Regions from separate parts of the Homo sapiens genome. Here region 2 is linked to region 1. Evidence: chromatin loops called from intact Hi-C (ENCODE). Cell type or tissue: IMR-90. All regions are shown on one strand. Each heading gives the region's core, and the rest is flanking DNA. Links, peaks and the distances in the headings are about the cores only.

Evidence for each region. Hi-C counts contacts between places; a loop is a spot of excess contacts. Peaks named below come from ENCODE experiments on the same cell type or tissue, not always from the same donor. Only the 100,000 strongest peaks of a DNase experiment are listed, where the experiment ranks them.
Region 2: it touches region 1 in a loop (4-fold over the local background); 2 of 110 quality-filtered maps call a loop at or near these places.

The regions. Positions count from the first base shown.
Region 1 is chr2:51,344,739-51,360,268 of GRCh38, forward strand. All of the region lies in intron 3 of NRXN1-DT (NRXN1 divergent transcript), which reads left to right. It overlaps LOC105377627 (a long non-coding RNA gene), which reads right to left and starts at 5,459. Exons shown (of 3, transcript XR_001739090.2): 1 at 5,391-5,459. In IMR-90, for the core only: no CTCF peak of the experiment used is centred there; a DNase peak (open chromatin) is centred at 5,533; H3K4me3 peaks cover 644 bases; H3K27ac peaks cover 1,176 bases.
Region 2 is chr2:50,522,492-50,538,021 of GRCh38, forward strand. NRXN1 (neurexin 1) reads right to left here. Exons shown (of 23, transcript NM_001330078.2): 11 at 8,736-8,939; 12 at 6,134-6,160. Among named protein-coding and RNA genes, the nearest start is that of MIR8485, 170 kb to the right of the region's middle. In IMR-90, for the core only: a CTCF peak has its summit at 7,315 (motif pointing right); a DNase peak (open chromatin) is centred at 7,320.

The DNA.
Region 1 (15,530 bases), core at 4,401-6,900:
ATTAAAAGCAAAAAGAATATCAAAGTTTTGCTGTCTGAGGTAAATAAAAATTTTTACAATAATTATCTCTGATGGTAAGCCTATATATAATATTTATTTGCTTTATAACTTCATGTATTTTCCAAATTTGTTTTTTAAATTCATTTCTTACATTTGTGTGATTTCTATAATAAAAATAGATAGTATTTAAACACTTAAAATAGGCACACAAAACAAATGTAAAAACCTAAAACTTGGCTAGATATCCTTCATATTCTGCCTACATGAGTCTAGCTTTGAATACTGCTGAGAAGGAAGACGATCAAGCCACAGGGTCAACTTACACCAATACTCAATGAGTCTTGAAAGGCTCAGGTTGGATAAGCCCCAAAATATTCAGCTGTGCAATTGAAACTTAACCCGTATCATCTAACCCTCTGAGGTTTATATTGTAATACTGAAGATAAAATATGGCTGAACTGAGTAGATAAAAGCCAGAAGTATAGTTAAACTCATTTTTTCTTATAGAATTTTGAATTTATTGGTGCCATTATTACTAAAGGCATTTTAATAATATAAATTAAAATATGAATTAAGTTATAAGCTGGAAAGTGTTTATGTTTTTACTTTTAATTACAGCTTAAAAATGGCATCAATATTTGTTTTTCCCTGTCGATATAATTGATAGGTATTTATGTAACCACACTTTCACACAGATATACACACATGCATATATATAATATATATTATATTATACATAATATATTTACTATTAAGTATTTGTATAATATATATTATGTTATATAGAATATATTTACTAAGTATTAATAGTAAATAAGACTAGTTTTTAATCTCTTATTTGTTGTTTGATTTAAAAAATCAAATAAGAGATTAAAAACTGTAGTAAAACTTTATGCATATTGCGTATCATTCAGATACTTATTTGTGTAGGTACACATACAGAGATAGCAGTTCAGCACTGTTATATGTCCATCTATTTCTCTCAGATAACACAACCTACATCAAACAAATATACTGCTTGCTCTTAGTATACATAAAATTCTGCTCTCCAAATTGATTTTTGACTAAAGGTAGTAAATATTTTTGCTTGACAATAAAAATAAATCTTTGTCATCAGTTTAAATACCTGCATACTATTTCATTATATGGCTAAATTATAATTTACTGAAATTTTCTTTTAATGATGTACATTTAGATTATCCATTACATGTCACTAGGTAAAGTACATTCCTAAAAGGAAGACAGAACAATCACCTGAAGAATTATTATGAAAATTGTTTAAATAAATGTATACCAAAAATTGGTACAATATCAGATGCACAGCAGCTAAAATATACATCTTTCAGATGAGGAATATAACCAAAGAGTCTACTATAAAGTAGGATATAATGCAGATGATCACCTTGAACACTTTCAAACTAGGACCAATGTAAGCAATTATACAAGTGAGAAATGTAGAAGATCTAAAAGCTGAGACCTAACATATATTATTTTAAAAATTAAAGGTTAGTACACAGAAGACAGATTAGGTCCTTGCATATAGTATCAGGAGATAAAGCTAAGATCAGCAGGGGAAGTTGCATAGAGAAAAATAATGGCTCTGAATTACAATGGTTCCAAACCTCTGTGGCTGAATAAAATTGCCTCAGCCACTCAGCTTCTGGCTAGAACGGAGTAACAGAGAGCCTTTTCGCTCTTTCATCCGAAGCAACCAAAAAGTCAATGAAAATAACTATTCAGTGGTTTGTAAGAAAAGGTAAATGAAACAACAAAGGACAGTGGTCACTACAAGACACGAAACACATCAGGTAAGCTCTGATTGCCCCAGCGTAAGGCCTTCAGAGGTAATATACTGTTTAAACAAACAGGCAAAAAAGAAAATGTAATATGGGATTTTTAAAAATACATTTAAAAGTAAAATGTATCCCAGTAACAACATGGACATGTGGAAAGGAGACATGGAAGTACATTATAGTAAAGTTGTTATATGTAAAATGGTATATCACTTGAAAGTAGACTGAAACGTTAAAGATGCATATATAAATGCTAAAGCAACTACATACATAACAAAGATTTATAGCAAATAAGCTATGAAAGGAGATAAAACAGAATTATAAAATATTTTCAATTTCTTTCCAAAGAGGACATAAAAACCTGTACAAAGTACAGCTGGGACAAATAGAAACAACTGTGTGCTTATAGAATAAAACCTAACAATACCAATAAATCAATTAAATAGAAAATGTCTAAATATTCCAACGAATTTGGAGATGGTCAGATTTGATTAAAAAAATAAACAAGTCCAAGCCTATACTGGCTACAAGTAATGCACTTTAAATATAGAGTCAAATATATTAAAAATTAAAGGATGGAACAAATGCCATGCCAACACCAATCAAAGGAAAGCTAGCATGCCTGTAAGATCAGGAAAAGATATCTTAGAGGAAAAAATATTAACAGAGAAAAAAATGTCCCTGATAAAAGGTCAGTTTGTTAACAGGACATAAAAATTCTAAATGTTTATGTACCTAATAACAGAACTTCAAAATACATGCAATTAAAACAGAACTTTCAGGAGAAACAGACAAATCCAAACTTACACTAAGAAGTTCAAATAGCACCTTTCAATAATGGCTGAAACAAGTAAATAGAACATTAGTAAACATAAAGATTTGAGCAACACTATTATGCAACTTGACCTTATTGACCTTCACAGAACATTGTATTCAACAAGGATAAAATATATGTTACTTTTTAATGAATACACTTCAGATTGACCACATTTTGGGCTATAAACCAGTTGTAATAAGTTTAAAGGAGTTCAAGTTATTCAAAGTATATTCTGTGACCAAAATGGATTTATATTAAAAATTAATAATAGAAGATGCTTAGAAAACCCCAAATATTGGAAGACTAAATAAAATTCTATTACCTTATGGGCAAATGAAGAAATCTAACTTCAGGGCCAGATGTATTTATTGGTGAAATCTATGCAACATTTAGGAGGAAATAATACCAGTTCAACACAAACTTTTCCAGAATATTGAAGAAGAGGGAATACTTTATAATTTATTGTATGATATCAGCGTTACTCTGATATCAAAGTTATAAAAAGTCGTTACAAACGAAGAAAAGTACAGACCAATATATCCTATAAATATGAATGCAGGCCTGGTGCACGCTTATAATGCCAACAATTTGGGAAGTTGAGGAGAGATGATTGCTTGAGGCCAGGAGTTTGAGACTATTCTGGGCATCATGAAGAGACTCTGTGTCTACAAAAAATGTAAAAATTTAGCCTGGCATGGTGGCAAGTGCCTGTAGTCCTAGTTATTTGGGAGGCTGAAGTGGGAGGATTGCTTGAGCTCAGGATTTGTAGGCTGCAGTGAGCTGTGATCACCCCACTGCATTCTAGCTTGGGTGAAAGAGCCCCCTCTCTAAAAATAAAAATAAAATGTTACATAAAATTTTAGCAAATCTAACAATATATAAAAATGATACTACATCATAACCAAGTATGCTTTTTTTTTCTTTTTTCTTTTTCTTGTTTTTTTGTTTTTTTTTTTTTGAGACGGAGTCTCCCTCTGTTGCCCAGGCTGGAGTGCAGTGGCGCGATCTCGACTCACTGCAAGCTCCGCCTCTCAGGTTCACGCCATTATCTTGCCTCAGCCTCCCAAGTAGCTGGGACTACAGGCGCCTGCCACCACGCCCGGCTAATTTTTTTTTTTTTTTTTTTTGCATTTTTAGTAGAGACGGAGTTTTACCGTGTTAGCCAGGATGGTCTCGATCTCTTGCCCTCATGATCTGCCCGCCTCGGCCTCCCAAAGTGCTGGGATTACAGGCGTGAGCCACCGCGCCCGGCCCCAAGTATGCTTTTTAATAAGATATTGGTTTAACAATTAGAAATCAATCAATGTAACATCAATTCTTGATTAAACACACACACACACACACACAAACGCACACACACACACCTCATGGCAAACTTGGAATACAAAGAAACTTCCTCAACTTGATAAAGAGCATTTATGGAAAACCCATAACTAATATATTTAATGTTGAAAGACTGCCCTATCCTAAAAACTGGCAATGAGGCAATAATATCTGCTTTCTCAATTCTATCATTATTGTACTGGACTTTCTAATTAGTGCAATCAAGTAAGGAAAAGAAATAACAGGCATCCTCGTCAGAAAGAAAGAAGTAAAATTGTCTATTCTTAGACAATATGAATGCTTTCTTAGGAATCTAACAGAATCTACAAACAAACTATTAGGACTAATAAACGAGTTTAGTAAGGTTGCCAGATACATTAATATACAACAATCCATTTGATCTCTTTGTATAAGGAACACACATTTTAAATTTGAAATTTGAAAAATATTATTTAGCATCAAAAAATGAATACTTAGGAAAAACTTGAAAACATATATAAAAGACGTATAATACCAGAAAACACAAGGCACTGTTTAGATAAGCTAAAGTGTACCTGAACAAATGGAGAGATATGTCATGTTCATGTGTCAGAAGATTCAGTATTGTTAAGATGTAAATTCTCTCCTAATTGATTTATAGGTTCAAAAAAATCCCAATAACAATTTCAGTAGCCTCTTTTTGTAGAAATTAGGCAATTGATTATAAAATTCATATAGAAATGCAAAGACCCAGAATATCCAGAACAATTTTGAAAAAGAATGAGGTTGGAGGACTAATACAACTTGATATCAAAAATTATTACAAACCTCTGGTAATCAAAACAATGCAGAATTAAGATTAAGGTAGACAAATGAATGAAATGAAATAGAGGGTTCAGAAATAGATATTTGTAGATAAGTGTTTTCCTAAGTATGGAAAAACATCTCAGTGGAGAAGTGATAGTCTTTTGAAAAAATAATGTTGAACCAATTGGCCATTTACCATTTACATGCAAGAAGAAAGAACTTTAATTCATTTCTCATAGCATATACAAAAATTGAATGAAAATGGATCACGGGTCTTAAAATTGGGAAAAGCAAAGTGAAATGAAAGATAAGAAACAACCATTATAATTTTGTGCTGGGCAAAAGTGTCTTAGCTATAACACCAAAAGTATTGCCACAGAGTTTTTGCTCTATAAAATATATGAGAATGACATAGAAGAAAAGGAAATATTTGCAAATCACATATCTGTGAAAAAGTTTGTAAATACTAGGTAAAGAACTCTCAAAACAGAATACAATATTAAAAACAGGCAAAAGATTTTACAGGAAGCTAACAAAGGAAATATTAGAATATCAAATACACACATAAAAAGATACTCAACTTCGTTAAACCCAAGGAAACACAAATTAATACAAAACTGAGGTATGAAAACAAATTATTAAATAAATAAAAATAAAAAGTTTGTACATACCAAATTTGGCCAGGATATGGAAGAGCTGGAACTCTCATACATTTCTGGTGAATGTATAATGTTGAAACTAATTTGGAAATTATCTTGGCAACTTCCTGAAAAGTTAAACATAACATATCATATGATTTACGTCACCCCACTTGGAGATATTTACTCAGGAGAAATGAAAGCATTTGTACATACTAGGGCTTATATCAGAAATATCCATAGTCCTTTTATGATAGCTGAAAAAAGAAACAAACCAAAGGCTCATCCACAGATGAATAAATAAACTGTTATCTGCTCATGTAATGAAATGCTATTTAGCAATAAAAAGGAATAAACTGTTGATATACAAAAAATAACTATGATTCATGAAAGAGGCAAGCCTAAAAAACATCATACTTTATGATTTCATTTACATGAAATCTAGGAAGTACAAACTATCATCTAGTGAAAGAAAGGAAATCACTGGCTGCCTGGGAATCGGGTAGGGAAAAGAGGGGAGGAAAGGATCACAAGAAGCACTAAGAAACTTGTGTAGGTGATGGATATGTTCATTATTTTGATTGTTATTATAGTGTCATGGATGTGTACTTATTTTAACGTTTATCCGGCCGGGTGCAGTGGCTCACTCCTGTAATCCCAGCAATTTGGGAGGCCAAGGCGGGCGATCTCCTGAGGACAGGAGCTCGAGACCAGCCTGGACAACATGGTGAAACCCCATCTCTACTAAAAATACAAAAATTAGCCAGACGTGGTGGCATGCGCCTGTAGTCCCAGCTACTTGGGAGGCTGACGCAGGAGAATTGCTTGAACCTGGGAGGCAGAGGTTGCAGTGAGCTAAGATTGCACCACTGCACTCCAGCCTGGGTGACAGAGCAAGACACCATCTCAAAATAATAATAATATAATAATAATAATAATAATAATAATAAAGTTTATCCAATCGTACACCTTCAATATGTGTAGTTAACTGAATTTGGTTATACTTCAATGAAGCTGTTAAACAAAAAACACTTCGTAGACAATGAAGTATGTTCAAAGATGGAGTAGACTGGTACAGCATTTTAAATTAAATGTGTTAGACATAAACAGCATGTGTCATATGACTATATTTTCCTTTTACATTTCCAAACAATAATATTCTAGGATGATAGCTGCATGCCACCATTTATGAGCTCATTCTTGTCAAATGCTCTCTCCATCAAAGATTTGAATTTTCCTGTGGGTGAGGAAAGTTATCATTTTAGGAAAAATAAGAATGGTTCTGATCATGTGATACCAAAACCTACAATTCAGTCCAAATATATTCACCATGTAGTGTAGCCTCTGGTTTAAAACTGAGAAAATATAATGAGAAAAAAATGCAGTGGATCAAATAAAATGAAAGGAAAGAAAGAAAAAGACAGAAAAGAAAAGAAAAGGAAAATCCTCATCTGAGAGTCATCCACCTGTCTTCCTTGCATGACAGGGTACAGGTTATTTCTTCTTTCATCAGTGACCTAGCTATTTGGCATTATGAATGGAATATGGATCTAGTGGTCTTTCTGGATGTTATAGATCTCTCCTATATCATTAGAGACTTGAATTCATACCTTTTGTGTGTTAGATCATAAAAAAAGGTGCAAACTGAAGGATAACTTTCATATATTGGATACACAATATTATATTGTATAGCATAGAAATAAATTTTTTAAATTGCTAAGGAGAAATATGTGACCTAATTTTACATAAATAAGGTCTCTAGTCTATACAGCAAATTTAACTCTGGGTAATTCAATGATTCAGTGGTCTCCTTCCTGTTAAGACTTAAAAGTGAAAAGCTCAGACAAACCCATCAAGTCAGGCCACATTTTCTAATTCCTAAAGACCCTTTAGGTTCCCACTCAAATGTAAAGTAGTATCATCTGAATCTAAAACAGGTCATTATTAGGTCACTGTAGATATTAAGCCATCTCTAGGGAGTTAAATAATAAAAAACACCCTTCAGATGTGAGGCTGGAAACTGTTTGACTTATGTTAATGCTGATGTGCACTTAGTGTTTTAGAAAAGGATTTTATTACTATCTAAAAGCAGCACTATATTAAACCCACAAATTAGCTTCTGTTCCGTTCGAATCTCATTATCTTTATGTAGGGCAAAAGTCCGGCAAGCCAGGGGCAAAATCTTACTTTCTAAATGGAGACTTCACTGGGGAAAATGATGGACTGTTAAGCCAAACAGTATTTACTGCAGAGAGTCCACATGGGACTGGGGTAAGAAGACATGAACAGTACAAAGGCATCTGTTGCCTGCTCATTGGTAGACAGGAAGATCCATTCTTTTTCCTTGGCATTTGGTGCTGCTTTCATCTTTCTAAAAATGTATTCAAAATTAATTTTTAGTTCCTTGCTTTTAAAAATTCCTTTTGGGTACTCAGTTCTAACTCAGAAACATATTCTAGCCATCACCTCTTTTCAGGCTTTTTGTAAAGATCAAGTCTTCATCTTTTCTGGGCATAGCATGAGATCACTGATTTAATACTTTGTATTTCTTTTATCTTTTCCTTTTATGATCTATCATTTATCCTAGATATTTCTTTAAAAGACCAATGGTAATAACCAAGCAAGTATGGAGAAGATATCCTTGTAAAATGTTTGTAAAAAACAAACCTGGCTAATTAAACATTATTCAAAGGAATATTTTTTACCTGATATACCTAATGTAAATTATTTGATGTATTTGTGGGGGCAGTTAGTCATCTATAAAAATGGCTAAAAGGCTTCTTTGTCCTATAATTCTGTGAAAAAGAAGAATTAATTGAATATGATTAAAAACACATTTCAGAATTAAATCTACAAAGTTTGCTATTTGGTTAAATCAATATGAGAGTGAACCACAATAATGTTATATTTGGAGCTTTTATGTTATCCCCAAATCCCTCTTAATTCTAGAATTGGCACTATATTTACTATAAATCAGAATTTTCTATATTCTTACTTTGTAAATTAAATGAATGTTTACTGAGCATTCTCTGCATTTTAGGTATGGTGATGACCACCAAGATATAATGGTGAAGAGGCATAAATGTTGCCTTTCTTGTGGAGATAAAGCTATTTTTTATGGGGAAAAAGTGTAAATAAATAAAAAATTAAATACAGTAATGGAAATCTATGAAAAGTGCTATAGAGAAGAGAAGGAAGATGCTGCAGTATATAATATCAAGGAGGGAGGCTTCTGTAGCAAGGGCGTTTCGAGAAGGACCCTTTGAAGGAGGTTAAGAAAATGATACGTAAGCTGAAACCTGATTGTTGAAAATAAGCTGGAAAAATGGTGAAAAGGGGAAGAGCAATCTAAGGAAAGACAACAAAAGTTTGAGAATCCTTTTCAAGATGAGTTCCAGGCATTCTAGAAAATGAAATAAACGCACAAGGTTGATGAGTTGTAAGCTTTGAAGAAGGGAAGAGCTGAGGTTAGGGAGATGAAAGGAGGAGAAAGTGGCATGAGATGAGTAGGAGTTGGTCAAGAAGCAGATGCAAGACCATGCATGCTTGAATTTCTCTCTTCATCTACATGTGACCCTGGCCTTACTACTTTTCATTGTATGTCCCACTGAGATAAGGCTCCTTGTTATCAATCCCTTTCTTAGTATTTGCTTATGCTGGCACACACCAGCATAACCTCAAGAAGGCAATTTAATCTATATTCACCATCAGTTTCTATTCACTTTAAGAAAATATACTTTTTCTTAACTATTTGGTTAGGTAAGTTTGTTTTGTAAAACTGTTGCTGAGCATTTACTTCAAAAATTTACAGGCTCCCTCCTTCGTATCATCAGGTACCTAATGAAGATGAAATAAAAGCTTATAGAATGAGTGGAAAAAATGGGAGGCAATAGCAGTAGATATCCACCTCCTCCATCTTCCTGCTGCCATCCCTTCACCCTTGGCCTTGAAACAGAAATTTCTCAAGGGCCTAGCTCCACTTCCCCTTAACTGAGCCAGATGACAATGCCTCCTTCTGAGCAATGCTTTAGTTGTATGGGTCACTCTCTTCCTGCACTGGAGAGGGTCAGAGGGCTGAGATTAGTTCTCAGGATGACTCCTGATGAAAGTAATATAAAGCCACTTGTAGAAGCCCTTGCCTATATCAGGACTTCAGAGCAAAATCTCCGTCTCTGTCTCTGTCTCTCTGTCTCTCTGTCTCTCTCTGTCTCTCTCTCTGTCTCTCTCTCTCTCTCTATATATATATATATGTGAAGGAAACAAAGTTGATAAGGTAAAGGCATATATACAATGTTAGCCACTGAACATAGCTGAAGGAATGAATAAAACTAGTTAGAAGATTTAACAACTTATTCTTGGGTTTTTAATACTTATTTGTTTCATGGCGTATACTTTTAGGTTACCTATTGATATGGATTGGCTGTTGCCCCACTCATAATTATCATCTTGAAGCTCCCATAATTATCATGTGTCATGGGAGAGACCCTGTGAGAGGTAGTTGAATCATGAGAGCATGTTTTTCCTGTGCTTTTCTTATTTATATAATATATATATATTTATATATAAATAAATATATATATATAATGTGTGTGTGTGTGTGTGAGTGTTTGGTTGTGTATGGATGATGATAATTTTCTTAACTCTTATTGGCTTATTTCCAGAGGAAAGTGAGGTCTAATTAGTAGGGACTCAAATAATTTACCTAAATTATGGAAGATGTTTAATAAAATAGAATAGATGGATGGCTGGATTGTGTTGGCTAGTACAAAATAATCTTTGATTCACAATATCAGAGTCAGACCATCATCAGTTTGATTTGTTTTCTTTCTACTCTAAAGAAAGAAAAATTCTCATAAACAGTTCACAGTCTGCTTCTCTTGTTTTTTCCCAAACCAAATTTGTCATAAACAGAGTTTTAGGATGTGTGCACTACATATTGTTTCACTTAATTCTTTTTCGTAAATCCTCTTTCCAGTTATCTGCAAGGAGGGAATTACTTCTCTCCTTTCCATGGTGTGGAAGCTTGTATTTTCTCACACAAAAAATACAAAAGGAATTCACAAATATTCAAAGAGACTTCAGCATTAATAACCAAACCAAAACAAACTCTGACTATACAAAAATACTCTGTCTTAGTAAAATAAATGTTAAAAAGTAAAAATTAATTTTTCGTACTCTCAAACTTATTCTATTATACTTTAAAAATATAGGCAAAAGAGATACTAAATTAGAAAGATATATACAAAAGCATCTTTAAAAACCCTCATGTTTGCCCAAGAGTCATGTATGTAGTGTGTGTACACACAGCCTGTAGTTTAAAAGAAATCTTTTAAAAATGCAAGAGATCACGCCTGTAATCCCAGCACTTTGGGAGGCCGAGGCGGGCGGATCAAGAGGTCATGAGATCAAGACCATCCTGGCTAACACAGCGAAACCCCATATCTACTAAAAATACAAAAAAATTAGCCGGGCATGGTGGCGGGCACCTGTAGTCCCAGCTACTTGGGAGGATGAGGCAGGAGAATGGTGGGAACCCGGGAGGTGGAGCTTGCAGTGAGCCGAGATCGTGCCACTGCACTCCAGCCTGCGTGACAGAGCGAGACTCCGACGCAAAAAAAAAAAAAAAAAAAATGCAAGAGAGGTAAAGCCAACAGAACCTGCATTTTGTTGCTTCTGCAAGTGTAGAAATGAACTCAAATAATTCTTCTGCTGTTGTAGGTAATCTACTGTTATCACTACTTCTACTCTCACAACCATAGTTAAAATTTATTAAAGTCTTAACTTATGCCAAGCACTTCTCTAGGGCTTTACATATATATTTTGTACTAGGTACTCACAACAACCCTCCAGAGTAGGTACCATTATTATAACTATTTTCAAATCGGAAAACTGAGGCATATATATTAGGGAAATGATTCAAGCAGTGCTATGAGGAAGTTATAAATTGAGGATTTACCTCACGCATTCTGACTTGAGAGCCCAGTCTTTAAGTCACTGCACTATGATTGCCTTCCATTAGCAAAAAGAAAGAAAGTTGAGAAGGTAAATGCATGTATGCAATGTGAGCTACTGAACATAGCTGAAGGAATGAATAAAACTAGTTAGAAGATTTAACCACTTGTTCTTGGGTTTTTAATATTTCTTTGTTTCGTGACATATACTTTTAGGGTACTAATTGATATGGTTTGGCAGTGTTGCCACCCAAATCTCATCTTGAAGGTCCCATAATTACCATGTGTTGTGAGAGGGACCTGGTGAGAGGTAATTGAATCCTGAGGGCATGTCTTTCCTGTGCTGTCCTTGTGATAGTGAATAAGTCTCATGAGATCAGATGGTTTTATAAATGGGAGTTCCCCTCCACAAGTTCTCTTACCTGCCACCATGCAAGACGTGACTTTGCTCCTCATTCGCCTTCCACCATGATTGTGAGACTTCCCCAGCCATGTGGAGCTGTGAGTCAATTTATCCTCTTTCCTTTACCCAGTCCTGGGTATGTCTTTATTAGCAGTGTGAGAACAGACTAACACACCTGTGATTTAATGAAAATGCATAAAATCCATCTTTGATTGACTATCAATTACTTAAACAAATAATTTACCTTTTAGTCTCATCTGAATGGATATTTACATTAGAGAGGAAAATCACACATGCACAAATACCTGTCAATATTAGAGAATAATTTGTCTATTTCACCCTGACATAATGATAGTATTTATTTATGAGGTTTAGTTATTCAACTGTTATTTTTGCATACTTACTAAGTGCAAAGTTCTATGGGAACATAAAGGGTAAAAAGAAGACACAGCTCATTCTTCATGCAATTTATTATGTAGGAAAGGTAATACATGTGCATGAAATTAGTACAGTCTAAAATTGAATATGTATCAATGATAAATGTGAATAAGGTAATATGGAAATTGCGTGGTTGATCTTTGCTCCAAGCAATCTACTATAGTTCTGATAGCACACCCTGCAACCTCTGATTGCCAAGATGTGTAATTCAATAACATCCTTCTGTAATAAAAACCTTATTTTTATTACATGGTGTGTGAAGTAGAATTTTATTTTATTTAGACTTAATTATTTTATCTGTCAGTATTGACAGATTTTAACTTTTTGACACATTAAACATTTTGTTCTACATGGTTTATGATGAGAAGTCTGCAGTTACTCTAAATTCTATGGTTTTTTTTATATAATGGCTGTTTTTTTCTGAGGCTGCTCTCAGGATATTTTTCTTTACCTTTTATTTTGAGCAATTTGTGGGAATCTAGGATTTTTTTTCATATTGATCTATTTTCGGATTTGCTGCCCTTCTTTAATGTGTAAATTTATGTCTTTCACCAAATGTGGAAAGTTTTGACTGTTATTTCCTCAAATAATTGTTTTCTTCCCCTTTCCTGCTCACTTTTCCTTCTGGAACTCCAATTGTGTTTATTTCTGGCCATGTGATACTGTCAAACAGGTCCCTGAGGCAATCTGTCAATCTTTCTCTCTCTAATGTATGCATAATAATACAATATAACATAAAATGCAATATAATATATACTATAATGTGTAAATATCATAATATTAACTATAGCTATAGCTCTCAGTTTTACTCTTCTTCAGATTAAATAATTTCAATTGCTGTATCTTTAAGTTTACTGAATTTTTGATATTATGCCTCTCCAGTGATTTTTTTTAAAACACTCGTATTTTTCAATTCTAGAGTATTCATTTGGAGCTTTTTATAGCTTTAATTTCTGATATATCTTATCATTTTATTCATTATAAGCTTACAAATCTGTCTAGTTGAGCATAGCAATAATAGCAACTTTAAAGTACTTGTCTGATAATTTCAAGATCTTGGTAATCTTGAGGTTGACATCTATTAACTGCCTTTACTGTTTAGAAGAAGCATCGTTTAAAAATATTTTTCATCTAATATTTTTGAATTATACTTTGGAACTTGTACAGGGTGTGCCATGGAGAATATAGATTCTTTTTCATCTCCCTGAAAAATTTCATTTGGTTTTAGCAAGACAATAACTTATTTAGAATCAAACTGAAAGCTCTGTTTTGTATGCAATGGGCAGCAGCTTAAATCTTACCAATTCTGTTTTCCTTAGCTAGTCTTTTTTAAGTCTCCCTTGTGCCCTGGTGCATGAGCAGCTGCAGAATCAGGCAGAGGTTTGGGCACAGTTTGCAGTCTTATCACTTTCGTGTGGCAGTGGTTGTAGTGGTTGTCATAGACTCTGTCCTCTAGTTCATCAGGTTAATACAATGGTAGGTTTTTATCTCAATATAGTTGCTATTGCTGTACTGCAATCTGCTCTCAGAATAAAGCCATAACATGGAGAAATTCAATCCATGTCAATTGCTTCTTCCAAATTTCCATCCCCCTACAAAATCTGCCTGCTTTTGCTCACTCTGAAGAGCCTCAACATGCATAGGGTGTCTATTCAACAAAGTTTTTCAGGATTTGGTAAATGTTGCATAGTTCATTTAATGATCATTGAAGATATAGGTAAGAATCATCTTTCTCTTTAGTCTTTGTTTTTCTAAAATGCTTTTTATGAGTATTTTTTTGTTTTCTGACGGGTTTTCTATACCCTATTTTTTTATTAAAAATAGTGTGTAACTCTTTTGGGTCATGGTAAGACAAGGGTTTATCTTTCCTAAACAGTATAAATCTCCTAGACACCTTCCCTGAGTTGTGACCAACAACTGTAATTTACTGAGCTGACATAATTTACCATGAAAAGTGTCGCTGTGAGTAAATATACATTAAAATTATTTTAAATTAGTAATACTGAGATTAATGTTGTCAGGACCACTGACTTACAAGGAATTAAAAGCTGCTGCTCTCTGTCAGGTTGTGCCAACAAATAAACTAGTGTAGGACAAAGCATTTTGGCTAATGATATTTTGATGACAACGATGATAGCCAAAACTTCAATGGGAATAAAAAGATTTGGAAAAACCTACCATTTCCGTAAAGTTGATCTACATAATTCAAAATAACATAAAATGTAAAATTATATTCATTTATATTTGCCTATTAAACTCTGGATAAGGATAATCATACATGTTAATTGTGATAGTGGTTGCTAATATAATATCACTTCAAGGAAAGGAAGTCTGCATTTATTAAGTGTTTTTTATCTTTTAGACATTTGTTCATCTTTTAGACTATTCTTTCATTTAGTCATTATAACATCCTTGAAGGTTGTTATTAGCATTGTATTATAGATGGAAAAAAGTCAGATTCACAGTAACTCAGAATCATCTTCTTAAAGTTGCCATGTGAGGGATTCAGACTCTTGAGTGATGCTTTGCACCGTAACTTATGGCCTTCAAACAACCTTTAAAAAGCCTCCTTTCTACTAAATATTTTTACTTTGTTTCTGTTGTCTAAAATTCTTTGATCAGCACATTAAATATTTAAAATTAGAAATAATTCTTAACATACAAGCATCCTTAGGAGAGATACTACATTGACTCAAATTCAAATTTACAGTATTCATGTCAGGTGTCAGGATCTATCTTTTAATCATTACTTTATTCAATAAGTATCTTGTCTATTGTCTGTCATGTTCAATTCACTGTGTAGATGATAGAAGCAGGCTTTAATGGAGCAAAGTGGATATGGTGATAGATGAGGATAAAACATACAGCATTGGGTATCACTGTACAACAGTATAACATTGATAAGAAGGCTTCAGATGGCAAAATCGTGCTTTCACAAATTTTCAGCTTTTGCTGAGACTGATCCAGTCCATTTGTACACTGGTTTAATGCAATTATGAAGTAAAATTTTCCCTTGAGAGTAGCATAAGGCCTTTATTCTGAATGGGATTACTGAGTTACCAAAGATGCTTTCACTTTTATTTATTGAAAATATGTTAAAGATCAGACGGTTGTAGGTGTGTGGTATTATTTCTGAGGGCTCTGTTCTGTTCCATTGGTCTATATCTCTGTTTTGGTACCAGTACCATGCTGTTTTGTTTACTGTAGCCTTGTAGTGTAGTTTGAAGTCAGGTAGCGTGATGCCTCCAGCTTTGTTCTTTTGGCTTACGATTGACTTGGCAATGCAGACTCTTTTTTGGTTTCATATGAACTTTAAAGTAGTTTTTTCCAATTCTGTGAAGAAAGTCATTGGTAGCTTGCCGAGGATGGCATTGAATCTAT
Region 2 (15,530 bases), core at 6,063-8,562, 820 kb before region 1:
TAGAATATCACAGCATTTTATATTTGCATATAAGCAATCAGTAGATTAATCATTCACTAAAATAGACCAAAGCAATCTACTTTTCAACCACTCACAGTATCATTCTGTTGCCTAATCCATGTAGTCATCTAAATATGCAATGAAAGCTGTATTCTTCTTTACAATTCTCATAAGTTTAAACATGTGGATAATTTAAATGGGCTTCCATTTATTCATTTATTTTTATTCATTTTTTTTTTTTTTTTTTTTTTTTTTTTTTGAGAGGAGTCTTGCTCTCTCACCCAGGCTGGAGTGCAATGGCGCAACCTTGGCTCAGTGCAACCTCCGCCTGCCAGGTTCAAGCAATTCTCCTGCCTCAGCCTCCCAAGTAGCTGGGATTATAGGCACCTGCCACTATGCCCTGCTAGTTTTTTTGTATTTTTAGTAGAGACGGGGTTTCACCATGCTGGTCAGGCTGGTCCTAGAACTCCTGACCTCAGGTGATCCACCCGCCTCAGCCTCCCAAACTGCTGGGATTACAGGCGTGAGCCACAGCACCCAGCCTCAATTTCGATATTATTCTAAAGACTCATTGCCATGTGCCAATACACTGCCTGTTTTTATTTGTTTTCTGTCAGAAATCTATGTTCATTCTTTACATTTTACATGCAATTTTTTTTGATTTTTGCTGAAAATAATAATTTATAAACTTTCTTTTCATTCCCTTCACATATACTTTAAGTAAAACAACACAGAAACAACAACAAAAAACAACGAGACTTCTGTTTTCTTTATTTATACTTTGAACTTCCCTTATTCCTTGAGCAGCTTCTATCCTAGGCAGGTGGATAGCACCAGTCACTGACAGGCAATGACTGGCAGAACTCCACAAATCAAGTGACTGCTGTGTGAAGGCAGAGGCGAAAGACTCCCTTTTACAGTTTTCTGCTCTCAGGCATCAAGCAGCGACTCTAAACTGAATATTTACTTTATGTTAACAAGCTCCAGCCCCTAGAAATTTCCTCATATCTTTTTAAGTAGCTTCTCAAATGGCAGCCTGATCAAAGCAATCTAATATGGCTTAAGTGCCAGTGGTTGACATTTTGCATTCTTTTATTGCTTTCCATTTTTATCTACATAAAAATTGGTGATAACTAATATCCATTTGATCTTTTCATTCTGGTAATAAAATGGTAATACAAAGATCTTATTATCTACTCCAGACATCCATCAAAGTACATTTTTCAAAAATATACTATGTGAAGTGTTTCTTCCCTATACCCAAGTCAAAAGCGAGGTCAAGTACTTGTCCTTAGATGCCCCTTCTCTCCAATACTTGGGCACTGGACTGCAAATAGGAATTGAACTTCAGCCCTTGATGCTTTGTTCACACTAATGTTATATGTAATTGTGTTGTCTCTGCCTCTTAAATACACTATTTTCTGTGAGAAGCCAAAAGTACTTGGAAGGTCTGCTTAAATATTTTTTTTAACTCCAGAGTTTTTATTCTTCTAAGAAGACAAGAAAAAAGATAACGGAAGAAACAATACTGGAAATGAAGAAGTAAGAAGAGTGAATCTTAATAGAAAGAAAGGAAGTGCAGGTAGGTGGGAGAACAGACAAATGTAATAAGGCATAAAGAAAGCCACATAATGCAAACAAAACAAGCCCCAGAGATCATGAGTTTATTAAATCTATTTTTATATGGATGCAGAAGTGTCCCTGAGGACGGGTGTGGTGGCTCACGCCTGTAATCCCAGCACTTTGGGAGGCCAAGGCAGACAGATCACCTGAGGTCAGGAGTTCGAGACGAGCCCGGCCAACATGGCAAAACCCCATCTCTACTAAAAATACAAAAATTAGCCAGGCATGCTGGTGCACGCCTGTAGTTCCAGCTACTTGGAAGGCTGAGGTAGGAGAACTGCTTGAATCTGGGAGGCGGAGGTTTCAGAGAGCTGAGATTGCACCACTGCACTCCAGCCTGGATGAGAGAGCAAGAGTCCATCTCATAAATAAATAAATAAATAAATAAATAAATAAATAAATAAATAAAATAAAATAAACGAAGTGTCCCTAAGCCTTCCAGTGAACAAGAAGGTCATTCCGTAATTATGCCATTGATTTGGAAAAACAAAAAGAATAGAAAGCATAAGAAAACCAAGAAACACAAAAGGCTCCCTGAATCCACTGAATCCACTGCATATTTAAAGTAGTTACTGATATGACAATTAGGACTTACCTATAGTTGATAGGAGCAAGTTTAGTTTTCAAAATTTCAATGTATTTACACCTCAAAAGATTATAGGTCTAACGATTTTTAAGGTTACCAGAAGAAGAGAGAAAGAAAAAAATGGCACTACTTAATCATGCAGTACATCACAAAAAAGGCCAAATTTTCAGAAAAAAAATACATAGAAACACATAGCCTAATGAGTTTGGATGTATCGTTTGGAATTATTGGGCACCAAACTTGAAATTGAGACCATCATTATAACTCTGAGATTGACATTAGGCTATGTGCTTTGGCAGATATAAAGAATGCAGAATGAGACTAATGTCCTGTACAGAACCTACTAACAATGCACTTGAGAAAATTTCACAAGCAATAGAAAATTCTTTTTGCATTCTTTATCATTTTTAAATGACTTACTAAAGTCATTTAATACTATGGACCAGGCAAGAGACTGTAAAACAGTCATCTTCTCATGCAAATAATTCACGTGCTAGTCACAAAAGCACCTTGTTCAATATGATTTAAGGTTTCAACAATGATTTGTTAATATTTAGTTTTTGTTAGTACAGATTTCTTTGATGAGTTTTAAAATAGCCTACAATTTGTGTTCCTTCGTTAATTCAGATAGTTTTTTCCTTTTTATGTTAAAAGAATGTGACTGTACAGTCCCTTCCCATCTACCCTTATTAAAGTATCCTTCACTGTCTAAGAAAGAAAGAGGAGGCAAGGGTAATCTGATTGTCCTTCTATTCCTATCCTGGACAGAGGAGAGTGGTGAGCCATGGATAATTCATTTCTGTGCTCACCTTGCAGCCCATGGATTTGGAAACACTGACCTTAATCTAATCCCAAATTGTAGATAAACATATTTTAGCAATGGTATAAGCTAATGAGCATCAATAAACTGAGACTCGTCTGGGATTGTGTGCAGTCACACTCTGTAATCTGCAAGATCAAAACATACATTTGGCAGTGAAATGGCCATTATTCAGAGAGACAGCTTTTTAAAGAAAGTACCCTATCTATAGCTGAAAATAAGCTTTTTTATTTTTAAATGAAAAGAGGCTCTCTTCTTCCATTTAAGGATGCTTGACAGCTTTTCTTCCCGGGGGGGAAATGGTAGCAATAAGGAATTTGACAGAGATAATACTTGGAATTCAGATCTGGCCTTTCTCAGAGGAAATTTTAACAAAGGGCTGTGCCCTAACATGTCCATGGAAAACTCTGTCACTGCATCTAAACTACTGACACAAGAGTGGCTGAAAAAGAAACATTCATTCAGGTTTGAATACATGTAGCTGGACCCTCTACCCTCCTCACCTCCCACCCATTTTTCACTGGCAAAGATTAGATAGTCTGACACTATGTATATTTTCCATATAAAGTACAAATGCTGTAAACTTGGCGGTGGGGTAGGGAAAGAGAAAATGACTATAGGAAACAGCAGCACAATTTTAAGTAAAAGTAGAAAAGTGTTTCTGGGGAAGTTTCCATTCAAACGTAATAACTTAGAGTTTAATATTAGTCTTTAATGTAAGATAATCTTTTATGTTTTACTTTGTATATTTCTTGTGATAATTTTCTTAAAAGATATCAATTGAGGTATTTCATATTAATTTCACAATACAGTTGATAGCTTAGGTATGGCACAATTTTTAGAGATAATGGTGTTATCGGCTGTGATTTAATAAACGTACATTAATTTTCTCAGTCTCAGACAAACCTATGGCTCACAGAGGACACATGTAATAACTCAGTCTTTCATTAAACTGCAAGTTATACTGAGATACAGATATTGTTAATTTAGTTTTTATTGAGTACAAAATGCACTCCAGGTAGAAATCACTGCTCATTTAATCACTGTGTGTTAGGTTTGCATTATCTGGAATGTAAATTCCTCCCTTTCCTCAAAGGTGAGTCTTTTTTATGGAACTTGGGTTTCTTACTACACCTGCTCCCTATTCCCCAAATAAAACAGAGGCAAAGGAAATGAAAATGTTACCTGTTCATTGAATGTTCTTTCCAGTGACTGCTGTCAAGTTAAGGAATGTGCAGTCCTGTCCGATGTGTACACTGGAGGCTCACAATCATTAATTGAATTCAAGTATCACATACTCATTAAAAAGGGAAAACAATTCACTAAACAGCAAAAACCTTTGTCCTCAAAGGTATTATTCTGTGGAATATCCAGAGGAAAAATAAGACTGTCCTCAATACCAGAGTCTCATGATATAAGCCAAATGGCAAACGAGTCTAACAAGGGTAATTATACTATAAACATACATTTAAAAAATCATTGATATAGCCACAGAATACAGAATCACATGTCATTTGAATAATTTTCATTAATTGCTATACTTTGCATAGTTATATTTTGTAAATTCAAAAATTCATGCCTTGTTGCATGCTTCATATAAATAAAATAAAAAGAGTACATAAGGTAGAGGTCTAGAAAGGAATATTGGTCCCCACAAGGATTTTCTAAGATGCAGGAGGGATCAAGAAAACCTACAGCCAGAGTGAGGCACAGATCTGGCTTTGGCAAAGAATATTTTGTGAGTTGCCACTTTGCCTGCATCTATGCCCCCAGCTGAAAGCAAACTGGACCTGGTATTAGATGTGCAAAATGTATATCCTTTTAGGAATGCATGGAGGAGATAGAGTTGGAGAGGAGATTACATATATTTGAAAAATTCCGCTTACGTGAGAGCTTTGACAGGTTATTTTCAGGAACTATTTTGTTCGAGATCTTTTTAAATGCCTGGGATATTGGTTATAATTTATTAACTTAATTTTTAATAAGTCATCATTCTGTTACTTTTTTATTGGTCTGATTGAACAAACTCATTTTAATGTTATTTTTAAAAGAATATTAAATATATGTGGATAGAATTATGAGTTGTAAGAGGCACAGTGTTTGAAACAGTACGTATTTTATTAGGAAAATAGTCTTGTTTTCGCAAGTTTAAGACCTCTATTTGTTCCTCAGAGGATGCCTTATTGCCACTTGAAAACATGGCCAATGCTGTGGGGAGTAGACTCCATCAACTCACATTCAGCATTGTTTTGAGAATAGAAAAAAATTCTTTACTGTGACAGTGAGAGATTAGAAATTTGTTAGAACCATTTTATTTAAATTGCTGATGACTTTGTGTTGTGATCATTGGAGATTTCTTAATGTGATCAGCAAAACCTGGAAAGAAAAAACCTGAGCATTTATGTACAGAAATAAATAAGTTTACACTTAAGATAATGCCACAACTCAAAATAAAATCACAGTCCTTATATCCTTTCAGATTTTCATCCAAATTCAAAGAAAACTCAGTCCATGCATCTTTTCAGACTCATCAGTTTGCATGCATGTCACAGATTTGAAGGGTTTTGGTTATTTTTGCAGAGATATGATTAGGATGTAAAAATTCATCATATAAACATTCTTAATGATCAAGGAAGAACGTTTTAGACGAGTAATTTTCTATGTCTATGTAAAACTTTAGATGGGTTTAATAGTAACTCTCGAAGTAAGAGGAATTAAGTATTTTTTTTTGTATTTGAGTTAAAAGATAAAGACAAAAGAAAATAAGACCCACAATATTTTCTCCTATTTGGTTATGAAGAGAACAACTGGAGTCTAAAAATGCCACTTGCAGTATCTAAATGTCTATAAGGTGCTGGCACATTCTGTTACAAAACACTTGTCACCTCTTTTTCCATATAGAGGTAGGAACTGCAGTGGGAAAGTCTTCAGCTGTACAAATTTAAAAATGAATTTTTACAACCCAGATGATGGACTGGTATACTTTAAAAGTGAGCTCATGAGTTTTATAAACACATTTCTCTTGCTCTCTCTCTCTCTTTTTCTTGACTAGCTTACATCATAATGGAGGAATAACATTTTAAAAATTTTGAATAGGCACTTACTGGAATTACAGTTAATCCTGATACAATCTAGATGGGGAAGAATAGATGAAAAATGAAAATTCATCCTTCAAGGTAATAGCTGCAGACATCCAATAAAATTACAGTCCACCCTTCCGGGGACAGACACATGCAAATATGGCCACTCCATATCATTATTCTTTACATACTTATAAAGCCCAGATGTTTTGTTATAAAAGTTTACCATTGGAAACAACAATAGAAGGTTTTAAAAATGGCCAATTCAAACAAAGCTACATGGTGACAAATCTAAGTGAAGTAAAGAATTGTTAAATGTCAAAGATGTTTGGCTTAGACTGGCTGCAACTTTCTCCCCATCTGTGAAAGAACATATCATTGTTTTCCGCAAAATGTAAAAGTGCTCCGTCACAATGGGGTACAGTGCAGGTTCAGCTAGGCTCAGACATCTTGGACCTCCGAAATCTAATATCCCACAAAGGCCAACAGAATCCTTCAGAATTGCAGTGGTCAAATGGAAAGCAAGTTAAAATTATTCTTATCTTACCCTAAGGGTTTTTGTTTTGTTTTTAAATTTTATTTGCTTGGGCATAAAAAGGTAACTGCCAGATGTTGGCTGGATTCCATACCTTGCGTTAATTGGAGGAGGAAAGAAACAACTGTATGTTTCCTTTAGAAACTCCAGTGGCTAAGGAGCAGTCATTATTCAAGGCACACAAGCCTATGCCTCTCTTAGGAGCTAACAGTGTTATCTCTGTGTAATAAGTGTCGTGGTTCCCTTGATTTTCCTTTCTTGATTTTCCCTTTCTTATATTTGCTTTATATAAAAGTAGCTACTATAAGAACAGAACGTCTTGTATGGGTAACACAAACTGTAATTATAGTGGTTATTTTTAAAAGACTGTAGGATGTTTCATATTTATTTTATATGTATTTGTTGGTTTGGGTTTTATTATTTAATGCCTTTGGAGAACATAAAAAAATAAACCTAGATTCTGTTTCCATATAGCTGAGTTTGTCATGTGTCGTCAACCGCATCAGAAAAGTGGTTGCAAACAGCCAAGGACCAGCACCTACACACCTCTTTCTACAGAATGCTTTGCTGTTCGAAAATTCTCATGAGTGTTTCCACTTTGACTAACAGCAGCTTTACTGCATGCAATTAGGCGATTTGTTTTGATTGGCTTGTAATAACCTGTCATCGTCACTAGAGGGTACTCTAACAGAACAGTAAAGGAGAGTGCTCTGTGTTCTTAAAGTAGTATTTTTTTAACCTTAATATTTAACTTAATTTCACTAATATTAATTAAATATGATTATATGCAATAAGATACCAATGGGATAATTTTATATTTTATGAGTTATCGTTCTGCCCAGCACAATTTGAAAATGTAGGTGGGGTTTCCACAAATGCCTTGCCTCATCACATTTTATTACTCCTTTTTTGGGGTAAATCTATGTAGTTTCAAATTTCATTTTTCCCTCTCTGTTTATTCATTTCTATATACGTGTGTTTAACACTGTCAAAAATACAGTAAAACCTCATTAATTTTGACTCCTCTTATTTTGAAATAATGATAACACTGAAAATTTGGGCAGAGTATTTATTCTTCCTTTGATATGAGCAAAGATCTCTTAAGAAAAAAAATTAAACTCATAAACAAACAAGACTTTGAAAAGCCAAGCGTGGGAAGAAAACTGATTTCCAATACTTCATGTTGATGGCATAGTTTGCATGAAACGATGTGCTAATTATAATTAATTTTTATCCAACCATTAAAATCAGCCTAGAGAGCCCTTTCCGTGATAAGACTTTCCAAACTATTATGTTTTTGAGTATAATTTATAAAAATAAAAACTGCTTAAACAAATTTTAAAATCTGCAATTCAGACTTTTTCCTAATTCAGCCTGGTTTTTCCCCATAATTCATCTAGATTGGTGAGGTTTTACTGTAATGGGTCTTTCTTAATGCTACAATTAAGCAGGAAAGCATTATCTTTCTGTAGAAGAGCCTGTGTCTCTAGTGTTCTCATGGCTGTTTGCTAAGGGCCGCAGACTTTGGGCATTGAAGGGCTGTGGATCGCTGTTTGATAGCAAAATACCACCACACAGTACTCCGAAACAGAAAAGACAGGGTACCACAAAGGTGATTATTCAAAGGAGAAGCCCATGGAGTAGAGTAAGAACAGCTCTTGATCTAGATAACAAAGCAGAAATTTGATATTTTGTGCAAATCCTTTCTAAGAAGACATGCTTTTATTTATCTGCAAGGATGTCACCTACAACCGATCCAAATGTCAGTGAATATATCAACAGAAAATTCAGCTTGAGGCAACCTCAGGCTTAATAATTTATATTTTCAATTAACCTCACTGACAGACATGGCCTCTCTTTTAAGAACCCTCAGTGGTAGAAATCACAAAACAGTAAGTTATGTTAAACATAAAAAATAAAATAAAAAATAAAAAGATGCCCCCGAAAACCTCAAATTACTTTAAATGATGGAAATAAGACCATTAAGTGTTTTAATTTTCCATGGCAAACAGGCTACTTGATCAATGTTTGCAGGCAAATTGAACAAAAAGTAAAAAAGTGTTAGTTCAATGGGGGAAGGCAGGTTGTTACCTAGATTGACCGTCAGTTTCACACGTCCTGCGTCTAGCTCCAGGCGGAGGGTGTCAGCAGAGTCTCTAGAAGTGGTTGCCATCAGAATGCCATATGCACGCTGGGATCGGAACCGTAAGGAAACATCCTCAGCCTCCGTATGCATGACTACGGGGAGCTGAATTTTCATAAACATGCTCCCATCATAGCTCAAAACCGTTGCCTCTAGAGATGGAAAATGAATATGATAAGTTCTTGGATGGTATAGCGCATTAATACTTTAAAGAGGAAAAGGATCATTTATTATCATTTATTTAAGACTTCCAGAACACAATACTACAAAATCAATTCATCTTCTTCAGAAATAAACAAAACTGTGAGCTGGAAAGAGAAGTCACAGTAGAGGACTTCCCTTGTGAGATATTTGCTAAAGCCCAGAAACAGAGATATCAGCAGTTCCTTTTTTTTTGTTCCCAGAGCACTTTCTACCTATAGCATTAATCATGTTGAATTTTGAGTGTTTGATTATATGCCCCCCTTCTCAAGAGCAAAGATCACGTTCTTTTGTACAGCCACAGTGTGAGCCTAGTTTGAAACACCAGCGAAGTTGTGGATTTTTTTGTTGTTGTTTTTGTTTGGGTTTTGTTGTTGTTTGTTTGTTTGAGACAAGGTCTGTATCCCCTAGGCTGGAGTGCAGTGACAGGATCTCAGCTCACTGCAGCCATGACCTCCTGAGCTCAAGCAATCTTTCCACCTCAACCTCCTGAGTAGCTGGGACCACAGGCGCATGACACCATGCCAGGCTAGCTTATTATTAATACTTTTTTCTAGAGATGGGTCTCCCTTTGTTGCCAAGGCTGGTCTCAAACTCCTGGACTCCAGTGACCCTCTCGCCCAGGTTCCCAAAAGGAACCTGTGCCCAGCCTCCAGCAACTTTTCAATGCATGTTTATGTATGGTAAGCCCACTGACTAGTTCTGTGAAATTAGTCAACCTTGCCTTGGCTCTGAATTATTCATCTGCACAATGAGAGGGTACTGCCAGAAGGTTTCTCAGGGCTTTGATCTGTTCTGAAAACCTGTAGTTCTAGGAGAAGTTACTGTCATCATTTTTTTTTCATAATCTCTGCCCTGATAGAATTATTTTTAAAAGAAAAAAAAAAGAAATATAGCTTAACTATAGGAACTAGGCCAATACTTTACCAAAGGTGATGTTCAAAAAGAAAAAAGAAAAACTGATATTACCAAACAACAGATAATACTTCTTTTGAGCCATTATGTTTAGCAAGGTAATTTTTACAAAGGCTTCCTTTTAAGGAACTGTTACTTCCTTTTAAGATTAATTTATAGAAGGGGAGTAACTTTAAATATTATCTATAAGCACAGCCCTGGTGTCCTGAATAAGTTCTCATGCAAAGCAGTAATGATGTGCTTTTGCTACACTAAATAAGCATGGGGGTGGGACTGGGGAGCTTGTGAGGATGTTTGTTACTAAACTAAGGCAGATGGCATCAGTAGGGAAGTTGCTTAGTACTGTCTTAAACACACAAAGAAATGAATAAAAAAAAAACTGTTGATGACAACCTGACGGCTTTAAGAAATAGTCAGGACTCCTTAATGTTAAGCACCATATGGTAGTGGAATATTGCAAAACAAGCGTGAATCAGTTTGCTTTCTCATTGGTTCCGATAACTCAGGATGCTACTTAATAAAGAAAAACTACCTGGAATTAAAATGAACCAGGAAATTTTCATTATTTTGCCTACTTACACAGCATAGCAATTAAGTGTACTGATACAACTGTGTTCAATATTAGGACTATATTTAGAGTTGTGGTTTTGTAAGTTTATTTTTCAGAAAGTCAAGTACTGTTTCTATAAGACTTTAATCACTATTTGTTGTCATGATGGGATTAAGTGAGAACCAGAACCTCTCTAAGCACTGAGTGTTCCAGGTCTCCCTGCTTAGGTTAGCTCCCTTCTCTTTTCCATCTACCTCTTGACTTAAGAGATCTCAGTCAACTCATATGCTCACTCCTCTAATATTTATTAAGCGTTCTGACTTCTCTCCTGAGCTGTAGCATTCATTGCCTATTGGAAATTTTCAATTGGAATATGAAATTTCAATTGGAATATTTCAATTGGAATATTATTAAACTCTTGATTTACTCCCTTCAAAAATGAACAAACTCAAAACATGCTCCTTCTTCAGTCTTCTCCATCTCAGTAAACATGATAATCTCATTGCTCAGACCTAAAGCTTTCTGATTTCTCTTACTCTCTCTGCCATGTCCAATCCATTTGCAAGTCTGCAAGTCCTAAAGGCTCTAATTCCAATCCACATTCTGAATTGATTGCTGTTCACCTCTGCCACTAATGTCCCTCAGACTTTGCTCTCATCTCTCACCTACACCACTGTAGTAGCTCCCTCAACCGTGTTCCTACTTTTTTAAACCTACAAAGATCAGTGTGACCCTGGCCCCAGTCCATCTCTCTGGCCTCAGCTTTAAGTATGTCCCGCTTCTTGTTCAGTGAGCTCCAGATACACCAATTTCATGATCTCACTGAAGTGTTTGCACTTTTAGATCCCTCTGTTTAAAAATGTTTCACCCCAGATCTTTAAATAGCTGGTTCTTTCAGCATTTAGGTCTCTGCTCAAATGTTACTCCAGAGAGACCTGCTACCCACTCCAGTTATTCAATATATATTCATCATTTCACTTTGTTGAAATGACCATTTCTTGTTTGTAGAGTATTATCTGTATATGCCCTTTAGAATACAAGTACCTTGAGGGCAGAGATCAGTCTCTCATATGCATTGCTCTATCAGCAGCAAGTGCCCCCACAATGCCAGGCCCACAGCAGAGCCTCCATAAATATTAATTGAATCAATAATTGCACACACACACACACACACACACACACACATACACACACAGTGAGCTAATTTCAATTTGAATACCAAGCTTACATAAAAGCTTACCAAAGAAATTAAGTATTTATTCTGCTTATTGCAAGTGAAATCTAATTTCAGTACTGTGCATGAACGAAATATGTAATAAGGTCCACTTTGAAGGCCAAAATTGGGCTGCAGAAGATAGGCTAGGGAAGTGTCTATTTATCAAAACAGGGGCCTCATGGTTAGGCAATGCCCTAAGCACTGATAAAACAAAATATGGTCTTTCAAAAATATAGTGGTTCTATATAATATCATATTTTTTTCCAATTAGACAAAAAGTTTCCCAAATGGGAGTAAAATCCCAGTGGTCAAAGACCAGTGCAAATAATCAAATTGCTGTTGCTCAAAAAATAATGAAAACCTGAGTGTAAAGTTATAGTGAATTCTAGAGAGAAAAATGCTTGTGGTATAATTTTAAAAGAAATTTGATCTTTACTTTTGTTTTTCCTAAACTAGACAATCATGACCCATATCTGTAAAGCAACAAGCACCCGAATAAAAGTGTAAAAGTCATTATCATGTGTTCAGTTACTTTGGTTTCATATAGATAAAAGGATCAAAACAGTGTTTGTTTTCTCTTCTTTATTTAATCTCTATAACTAGGCTCTATTATTCAATAATCACATTTTTGAAATAATCATATTCTTCTGGGAAAAGTAGCTTGATTTGATTGAAAACTAAATAGGGGGCACCTCCTTTAAGAAATACAGATGACTGACAATGGATCATAAATATAGTGTGAAATACAACCCAGAGAAAAAAATAATCAGAATCATTAGCCTTTAACATTCTCCAGAAAGCTGCAGGACTGAAATAACATAGTAAAGTAATAAAACTAGAGTGCCCCCGAGTGTCATGTTAAATAATTCTCAATGTGAAAATAACTTGTTGATAAATGACAAATGAAAGCCTAAACGATTCCTCACAATTAGAGTTAATGTTTAATTAGACAAGAAATGGAAAATGCACAGGGTTGTAGTCTAGAGTTGCCAAATAAATGGTAAACAACATTCTGACATTTGAAGGTTATGCTATTTGGCAGCATCCTTGAACACTAGTAAAATTATTTCATCATTTAGAATATACAATAATTCTTTAAAAGGCTAATTCCAATACAATACTTCCCACTGGGGGAGAAAACCAGTTTCAACTTTGTCTTCTATATCTCCTTCTCCCTTGTCATTAAGTTTGATAAATTTCCTTTTCTACATTATTCTTTGTTGCAGTCTAAAGTGTACACCTGTGCTCAGTTTTGCCGAAAGGCAGTCACATATTGTGATCAACGATGAAAATCAGACAGGGAGCCAAATTATATTGCTCTGACATCTGTCCCTCCATCTGTTAGAATTTAACAAACAGTATAAAGCAGATCTCTGATTATATCAATGCTCTTATTCTTACATATAACAGAATAATTTTTATATGATCAAGTCTCCACAAATTCTCAGTTTTATTAAAAATAAAGCAGAAGGGAAGGCGCTAAATTTAACTTTTATTCATTGAACATTATTTCTGTACTACTCCTTCTTATAGGATCAATACATGTAAAACAAAATACTCTCTTCTTGTCTGCCTAAGTTAGCAAGTATCTTATTCTTTCTTATAAACTCCTTTGCTTCCTTAGGCATGATAAACATCTCCTATAATGCAATTGCAACATAATTTTTCCATGTTGAACTTTCTAAATCCAAGGAGCTGAACATGTTTTTTAATTACTTTGAATAATTATTTTCATAAATTATAAATTATCAATTTTTGCTCAAAGTTAATAAGAAAACAACTTTAAAAGTTCTCTTAAAAAAAGAAACTTCAAGAGTTGTCAACTCTTATTTGATCAACAACAGCCTTAAGTGACCAATGTGTGTCTGGAGAAGAAACTCTGTCAAAGCCCCCTGTTTTAAATTGGAAATTCGGAGGTTCAGGCACAATCTTGTGTTAACTGAACTAGGGCATAATAGCCACGAACTGGGCAGAAGCCAAATTTTGTGGTATTGAGCATGACAACCATCACACATTTCCTTTGCTTTCAGGAGGCACCCTAACGTGAGCAAGAAAATTACTTCTGAAAAGCAAAGGACTCACGCAATACACATGGGTAGTCCAGTAACAAGAACCACCCAAAAATGCATACAGCCAACCTGGAGACAAAGAAATCTGCAGAAACCTGCAGCCTCCTATCAGATAAAGACGTATGCTGAATCCCAATGATGAAGTTTGCTATTAAATTCTCATTTACAAATCTACATATGCTTGCTGCCCCTTTTTCTAATCATTGCAATATATAAATATTTCTTCTCTCATCCTGGCTCTGAAAGATCTACAATTTCTATTTTCATTTTTGCCATAGGTAGTAGCGGAATATTGCCACAGGGTGGTACACCACGCATAGTTAACAGAAAGCTTCCGTAATTCATGTGACAGTTGAGTTATACCCTTTTTTCAGCTTCACTTAACCAAGAGGCATCAGAACAACTGGCAGCTCTCTGGGTGATTAAAATTAAAACAAAACCTTAAATCGTGCAAGTCCGCTAATCTCATATTATGCGTAACTGTATTATACCTTGCAAGCTTTGTTACATTGTTCATCCTTTTGGCAATTTCCAAAAACAAAACTAAACAAACAAACTAAAATTAGGAAGCAAAATGCAAAGAGGAAACTTATAAAGAATATACACCATACTAACTAAACTATATAGAAATAGCTAAGTTGTATTGACAATTCACAGAAATGCCGGTTAGGTACTATCATAAAGAGAATGAATATATCTGTATCTATGTGATAACATACCCGTCTACTGACCCATCTAATTGCATGACCTACAATAATAACAGCATATGGTAAGTGGTTTAATATATGATTTCTATGTTACTATTAAATATTTATATTGTTAATATTAATCTCAGAACTAATAAGTTGATGTACCTCCTTTTTAAGATAAATAACCAAAATCAGGTTTCAATTTTGGGTTTCACAAAACAACCCCTCTTTTTCCTAGGAGGTTTTCGGCAAACTGAACTGAACTATTTCAGGAATAAAAAAGGGAAACAATAAATATTCATAGCTTAAAAATAGATGCCAGGTAATTTTAGGCTAAATATGTAATAAAGCAATGTTATTTGTAGCAGGTGAGGACAATGGAACAACTCATCAATATTTTTTCATATTGATTTTTAGTTCCATTGTTGAAAATAAGTGGCAATAGGTGTAGTGACTAAAGCATTTATCTGAAACACTGGGTCGATGGAAGAATAAACTTAGAACTATTTGTTCTGCTATTTATTCCTTTAGCCTGTTCTGCAGATCAACTGGGATGGCTATTGCCCTTCAGTTTTCTTTGAATCCTCATTCCTTTTATTGTATAGGGTGAAAAAAAAGAAAAATAAAATGTGGGTTTGCCTCCTGTTAGAAAAAGAGAGGCAGCACCTGCTCAGAACTTCAATAGGCACAGCTAAGTCTTAACAGCAAATTGGTAAATGAATCCTCTGCAGTTGGTTAGGTCCTAGCCAAAGGTAAGTACTTTTTCTATTAGGGTACACTTCCAGAAATGTTGGTGCACCTTAGATGATTGAAAGTCAGCTTACTTTTCAGAGAGGATATTGCCTCTTTTGTAAGTTGACTGAAGTGAAATGAGCAGGCTAACTTAAGTCTCACCCAGTTGTGTCAGGGAAGTTGCAACTCATAGCTTAGCTTGCCTCAAATGCTATTTCTTAGCATGGGTATTAGCACTAGAAGCCATAGGTATGTATAATTCATGCCTCTTTTACTGTCTAATGTTCTGAAGTTAAAAACTGGGCAAAAAAGACAGCAGTTACTGTCTATAATACATCTTAGGCTCATACTCTAGAGGATACTAAAGATTC